2 separate regions of the Homo sapiens genome follow, and region 1 is linked to region 2. A link is a contact called in ENCODE Hi-C or POLR2A ChIA-PET data. All regions are on one chromosome and are shown on one strand. The core of a region is the stretch at or near the end of the contact, and the rest is flanking DNA. Distances in the headings are between cores, read along the strand shown. Region 1 holds the start of SCMH1 (Scm polycomb group protein homolog 1). Region 2 overlaps CTPS1 (CTP synthase 1).

What was found. Hi-C counts contacts between places; a loop is a spot of excess contacts on that map. ChIA-PET counts read pairs that join two places held with the same protein, here RNA polymerase II (POLR2A). Pooled maps may share reads with other maps.
Region 1: a map of CD4-positive, alpha-beta memory T cell shows a loop between it and region 2 (8-fold over the local background). The contact joins the promoter of SCMH1 here to the enhancer-like site in region 2. A Hi-C loop is called at or near these places in 5 of 168 maps with a recorded cell type or tissue (A673, CD4-positive, alpha-beta T cell, CD4-positive, alpha-beta memory T cell and 2 more), 9 of 37 single-sample maps with no recorded cell type and 18 of 50 pooled maps. POLR2A ChIA-PET finds 5 or more read pairs at or near these places in 3 of 52 experiments (MCF 10A, activated T-cell and endothelial cell of umbilical vein).

Annotation. Positions count from the first base shown.
Region 1 is chr1:41,240,714-41,244,209 of GRCh38, forward strand. SCMH1 (Scm polycomb group protein homolog 1) reads right to left here and starts at 1,593. Exons shown (of 16, transcript NM_001394311.1): 1 at 1,346-1,593. SCMH1-DT (SCMH1 divergent transcript) reads left to right here and starts at 1,645. Exons shown (of 3, transcript NR_186015.1): 1 at 1,645-1,993. RefSeq lists an enhancer at 154-333 and silencers at 654-813, 914-1,463, 1,504-1,903.
Region 2 is chr1:41,002,055-41,005,421 of GRCh38, forward strand. It overlaps CTPS1 (CTP synthase 1), which reads left to right. Exons shown (of 19, transcript NM_001905.4): 11 at 106-200; 12 at 1,060-1,122. Among named protein-coding and RNA genes, the nearest start is that of SLFNL1-AS1, 11 kb to the right of the region's middle. RefSeq lists an enhancer at 1,937-2,086. Within about 2 kb of position 1,802, at least 12 of the 41 ENCODE cell types and tissues checked have a DNase peak (open chromatin) inside an H3K27ac peak, as active enhancers do.

The DNA of each region.
Region 1 (3,496 bases), core at 343-2,842, 240 kb after region 2:
AGTTTGTTTGAACAAACACTACTAAATGTTTTCTTTTTTTTTTTTTTTTAAGTTCAAAATACAGTACAGAAATGAGGAAGGGAATCTAGAGTACTTTTGATTTAAGCAGGTCAATCCTTGGGGCTGTTTCTTAGAGAAACTTACTACGTTTTGTCTCCAGGATCACTTTTAAGAAACTCTCCTTTAAGGGGATGGGGGAAACTAAAGCTCATCCAGAGGACAGTTTAGAGAACCACAGCAGATGAGAGACAACTGAAGAAAGTGGAAGTGAAGACTCAGGGGACATGATTACTATCTTCAGATATCTTAACAGCTTCCCATAAGGGAAAAGAACTAGGAAGGATGGGAGCCAGCTGTTTCTTTCAACTTATAACCAAATGTGTCCAGGAACAGAATGGGTTTCCTTTAAAGAGATTCGCTTCGGATCACTGGAAGAGGTTCCAAACGGGCTCGTCAAATTATCGGGGGGATTTGGGGATTTTCAAAGTCACTTTGGCATGGGATGGGAGAAAGCGCCCCTAGATGACTTTTAAATTCTCTTCCAGTCAGGAGATATTCCGGGGTTCACCCATCGGCTGGATACCACTTTCGATGCTCTCGGGCTGGCACACAACTGTGCCCACGTGTCTGGCCCCCAGGGCCGCTGTGGCTCACTTCGGTGCGGGGCCGCTCTCCCTGCCCGTTTCCGGCGGGGCACTGGGGCAGGCGGCACACGTGAGTCGGCCAGCCGGGGCCCAGCCCCCAGGACGCTGCTGACAGCTCCGGGCCCTAGGCGCCCCAGCTCTCGGTGGGGGCCACGCCGCCCCGTCGACCTCTGTCTCTGCCTTCCCCGAACCGGGACCCGGCCAGCCAGAATCACAGGCATTCCCACCTCTGGCGCCGGAGGGGACCGACTGACCCGCGCAGACGGGGTCGCGCCGCCGCCCGGCCCTCGGCCCCCAGCCAGCCTGCCCCGGCCCACCCGGCCCCGCCGGCCAGACACGGCGACCTATACGGACCGCCCCCACGCCGACCCTCCAAAGGGCCCCCGGCCTTGGGTTTCCCGTGCCGGGGCCCCCGGGCAGTCCTGGCGGCGTCAGGGCCGCGACCGGACCGTGGGCCCCGCCCGCCCGACCGCAGATGCAGAGCCGGCCTCCGGGCTCGGGGCCGGGCTGACACGGCCGAGAAAGGGCCCAGCCCCGCGCGGACCACAGACTGGCAGGCCGGCCAGACAGACGGACAGGCTGACCCCGGCCCGGGGGAGCAGGCGCAGCGGCTGCGCAGGTCCCGCCACCGCCTTCTGGCCCCAGGCGGCCCCTCAGGGCACGAGCTCTTAGGCGGGCGGAGGCGGCCGCGAGGCGCTTACCTGAGGGCGCGGCGGGGGCGCGGGGCGGCTCACTCTCTTCCCGCCGCCATGTTTCCGCTGCGCAGGGAGGGAGCGGAGACGCGGGAAGGGGGCGGGCGGGCGGCTCGGGAGAGCGGCGGGCGGGCGGCGGGGGGCTCCACCGAGCTGGCGGTGGCGGCTGAGGCGGGGGGCGGGGCGGGGGCTCCCCCGGCCCCTCCCCCGCGCCTCCCGCTGCGAGGTGGCGCGCGCCTCGGCCGTTGGGCTCGCGCGGGGGGCGGGGCGGCGCGCTGGAGGAGGGAGGGCGCGCGGGAACCCGGCCCGGCCGTACCCCGCCGGCCTGCCGACCCGGGTCCGGGGGCCCAGTTGGCGCCCGGACCAGCTCTCCGGTCTGCGTCCTGTAGATGGGAAAACTGAGGCCTGAGAGGGCGCGAGGGCGGGGACGAGGCCGAGGACTCGGGTTCGAATCTCGAGGACGCCAGTAGCCCGCTCTGAGGCCGCGTGGGGCTGGTGGAGGAGCCACCGGTCGGGCCCCCAAGACCGGCTGACGTGGGCCTCGCCTCGGGCGACTCCCGCCGGGCTAGTGGCTGGCCGTGTGGTGACCTTGGGCGAGTTACTTCGCACAGCCACCCAGGGGCCTCTTCTCCAACACGATAGCACTGCACCCGGAGGGTAGGTGAGAGATGAGTTGGTGCTTGGATGCCCTAGGGAGTGTCAGCGTCCTCGGTCCTCCCTGTGGTGATCCCTTCAACGAGTACGCACTGAGCCCGTGATGGGCCAGGTACAATGCACAGGCTCATTCTTCCAGGCCCACCAGCCATGTTGGCTACACAATTCTATTTTTGTTTTGTTAGAGATGGAGCCTCACTTTGTCCCCAAGGTCGGAGTGCAGTGGCGCCATCATAGCTCACTGTAACCTCAAATTACTGGGCTCAAGTGATCCTCCTGCGTCAGCCTCCCAAAGCGCTGGGACTACAGGCGTGAGCCACTGCGCCTGGCACACAATTGGTTTAACCACCACATCATTTTAGCAGCTTAGGAAACTGACGTCTTGACTTCTGTTTTGGCTGCTTGAAAATACAGTGCAATATAAATCCCGAGACCTCTGCTGAGCTGGATGTGGAGTGGGTGTGGGCATCATTTAGAACATGGCAATCCTCAGGTCACACAGGAATGTCTTGTTAATGATCCTTCTGTGAACAATGTTCCTTGGAGGGAAGTCCACTTAAGCAAGGCTGGAGCAGCAGATGGGGCAGCTGAGCCTGGATTACTTGCCTTGCCTCTAGAATAGGTCTTAGAGCTTTGGACTGAAGGGGGGCCGCCTCCTTGTATCCTGGTATTGGTGTCAGTATCCGTCTGCCCATTCTTGAGAAATGGAAATGGTCAGAATCTATCCAGGTTCTGATCTGCATCCCTGTTGTCTAATTTAAACTTTCATTCCATGGCGTTTTGGGGAGTACCTGTCTCATGAAGAGCCCTGAGGTTACAAGGATAATTAGAGCCTAAATCTAAGGAGCCCATATTTGGGGAAACTATTATGTCAATAGCTAATGAGAGCACAGTGTTGTAAGTGCTCATATTAGTTTTCTATTCCTGCATAACAAATTGGCACAAATTTTGCAGCTTAAAGCAACACCCATTGATTTACTCACAGTTGTGTAGGTCGGAAAACTGGCATGGTGTGGCTGGGTTTTCTGCTCGTGGTGTCATAGGCTGAAATCAAGATGTCTAGCACCTCCACGAGGGAAAGGTCTGCCCCAGGCTCCTTCGGGCTGTTGGCAGAATTCATGTCCCTGTAGGACTAGGATCCCACAGCTACACTGTTTTGCCAGCTCTCTGTTGGGGACCACTCTCAGGTCCTTGCCACGTGATCCCTTTTATCTCATCAACAGAGAACCTTTCTCATGTCACTCCCTCTCATTCTTTAAATATCTCTGATTTCCCTTCTTCAACCAGTCAGAGAACACTATGAGCTTTTAAAAGACTTGTAATTAGGTCAGACCCACCTAGATAATCTTCCTACTTTAAGATCACCTGTGCCACATCACATACCCTAATCACAGGAGTAAAATTCATCATAGCCACTGTCCCAGGGACTATGCAGAAGGTGTACATGAAGGTTAATCTAGGAAGCTACCTTAGAATTCTGCCTACTACGTCCAGTGAGAAATGTTC
Region 2 (3,367 bases), core at 552-3,051:
GTTAATTCATGGCTTCAGTGTCTTGGTAATGGCCCGTTAGGCGATTATTGCAAGTTGGACTGGTAGAAAAGGGGAATTGCCTTTGTGGTTTGTTCTTTTGTGCAGTGGAGTGCTGGTTCCAGGAGGATTTGGTGTTCGAGGAACAGAAGGAAAAATCCAAGCAATTGCCTGGGCTCGGAATCAGAAAAAGCCTTTTTTGGGTAAGGAGCTCTGCAGTGCAGTCTTCACTTAAGAGTAGGAAAGAGTGGGGAACGGTGCCACGTGGGAGCCTATGAACAAAGTGGGGGGATTACTGAAACATGCTGTCTTTGTGGATAGGAGCTCAAGTAGAAGCCTTCATGTTTTCTCTTTAGAGACAAATTCAGTCTTGGAAAGCTTATTTATGCTTATGAGCTACATGTAGATGTCGTGGAATTTTGAGAGAATGAATTGTGAATTCCTGTCCATTTAATGAACCCAGCTGTTTGTAGCACACGTGAGGTTGAGTTTTATATCTGCTCACTTGGCACAACAGCTGACTGTAATTGGACAAAATGATTTTGCATGCCTCCTGGTGCTGTACATTTTAGTAATTTTCAACTTGAACAATTATAAATAAAAACTTAATGAGAGAGGGTAAGAAAACTTGAATTTTAAAGTACTGAGGCTAGGCACGGTGGTTCACACCTGTAAACCCAACACTTGTGGAGGCTGAGGCAGGAGGGTTGCTGGATCCCAGAAATTTGAGGCTGTAGTGAGCCAAGATCTCTCCACTGCACTCCAGAGTGGGCAACAGCAAGACCCTGTCTGGGGGGAAAAAAGTACTGAATAGAATATCACTTACTTCTAAAATCGGATAACTTTGCAAATCTAGAATTTTCATCTACTTTACATGCAGTTTTTGAAATCTAATACAAGTAAAGTGTAACAGCAGAGAGTACTTGTTCATAGCAGGAAGTTATGAGTTTGCAATTATAATTCTCCAAATAAAGGACACAAAGGCCATTGCAGAGGCTGCTGGGAAAAGTAGGAGCTGCCTTTTCAATGGAGTTTTGTTTGTTTTTTCCCCCCGACTGGAAGGCGTGTGCTTAGGGATGCAGTTGGCAGTGGTTGAATTCTCAAGAAACGTGCTGGGATGGCAAGGTAAGCGTGCATTAAGACACTCATTCAATTCCCGCTTGTGTATTTCTGGAGGATATGAGGCCTGTTGCCGCCTGGGTGATCAGGAGCTTTGGAGAAGGGCAGGCCTGGGTTCCTAGCACCTCATGGTGTGCCGTAAGGGAGCTGCCTTGCCTCTTGAGGAACAGCACGGCTCCTCCATGCAGGAAGGAGGGAGCACAGCCAGACTCCCTCCTTTGCCTTCTGCCTCTGTGTTCCTGTTCTTGAGATTCTGTCACTTTGATCACCGTGGCCACCATCCTGAAGCTGGTGCCTGGTGTGAAGTCCTTGTCCTAAGTGAGGCTTGGGCAGTTATTATGAGAACCTGGGCTCTGGAGCTATTGAAACTGGGCTCAGATTCCAACCTTACCGCTTATGGGTGATTTTAAGCAATTTACTTAGCCTTTATGGGCCTCCGTTTTTTCTGTAAAATGGGAGTAATAAAGGTACGTACTTCACATGATTAAGGGAGATAATGTATGTAAATAGTCTCTAGTAGTGCCTGGAAAATAGGGAAATGCTCAGATAATATCAGCTCTTCGCCTAGCTGTGTATTACTATGTGACAGACCTCCCTAAAGCTCAGTGGCTCCCAACAGCAGTGACTTCTCATCTCAGTATTCTGTGGTTTGGCTCAGTGCCTGGGTTTCAGCTGCACGTGGTGTACTATCTGAGATGGCACACTCCTGCCTTGTGTTCAGCTGTGAGCTCGGCCCAGCCGGGACGTCAAGATGCTGTCTCCACCTAGTGGCTCATCATTCATTAATCCAGCCCAAGCTTCCTCACACAGGGTGGGCAGCTGGACTCCAAAATGACAGGCCTGTTATGCAGGCACTTATCAGGCCTGCTGATGTCCCGTTGGCCAAAACAAGTCACGTGGCCAAGCCCCGAGCCGGCAGGGGAGGAGAACACACATGGGTGTGAAGACTGAGCATGCTGCACTGGGGCCACCCTGGAATGGTCCACCACAGCCCATTTATTCTCTGTAGCCCACCCGACAAATACTAGATTTTCAGAAAGACCTTGTAAATTCTGTGGAAAATAAAGTAACCTGAAGGAATGTAAAAGCAGTTTGACTTTATAAAGAACAAGTGACTCTGGTGGCCAGCATATGGTTTAGGGCTGGGTTTCATTCACCCTTTCCCTGAGAGGCTGCTTCACAGTGACCTGGCGGTGTGGCTTAGTTTGGTAGACAGCATGCCCTTGAGTGCTGGCTTCTGAGTCCTGAGAGGCACTGTCTTATCACCCGCCACCCCAGAGCTGGCTTTCTGGTCTCCCTGGATCCTTCACAGCCCCAGACCTCTGCCTCTCACTTAGGTTCCCAAATGGGTAGGTGCTTTGGTGATGAGCTTACACTTCAGTTGAGACTGGACCCTGGTTCAGGCCAGGAGGAGAACAGTGCCCAGCGTTCACATAGTACCAGGAACTTGGTCCTTTGCCTTTTGGTCTTTAGTGGTTTTGCTTTGGTTAGACGGTAAGTTCAATGAAGGTTAGAAAGGTTGAGTTGAAATCAGTTCATTTCTGACTGAGCTATTGAGTGAAACAGTTGAGTAGGGCTTTGTATTAGCTGCTGAAGATGAAAGAAGTATAGAAGAAATAGTACTTGTTTATCTCAGAGAGACAAGAGTCTGAAACATTAAGACAATATAAAAACTTGGCTGGGCATGGTGGTTCAGGCCTGTAATCCCAGCACTTTGGGAGGCTGAGTTGGGTTAATCACTTGAGGCCAGGAGGTCGAGACCAGCCTGGCCAACATGGAAAAACCCCATCTCTACTAAAAATACAAAAAATAACCAGGTGTGGTGGTGTGCGCCTGTAATCCCAGCTACTTGGGAGGCCAAGACATGAGAATCACTTGAATTCTGGAGGTGTAGGTTGCAGTGAGCCAAGATTGTGCCACTGCACTCCATTCTGGGTGACATAGTGAGACTCTTGTCTTAAAACACAAACAAACAATATAAGAACTGTCACAGGCGGGGCGCAGTGGCTCACGCCTGTAATCCCAGCACTTTGGGAGGCCGAGGCAGGCAGATCACCTGAGGTCAGGAGTTCGAGACCAGCCTGACCAACATGGAGAAACCCCGTCTCTACTAAAAATACAAAGTTAGCTGGGCATGGTGGTGTATACCTGTAATCCCAGCTACTCGGGAGGCTGAGACAGGAGAATCGCTTGAGACCTGGAGGTGGAGGTTTTGGTGCCGAGATCACGCCATTGCACTCCAGCCTGCCCA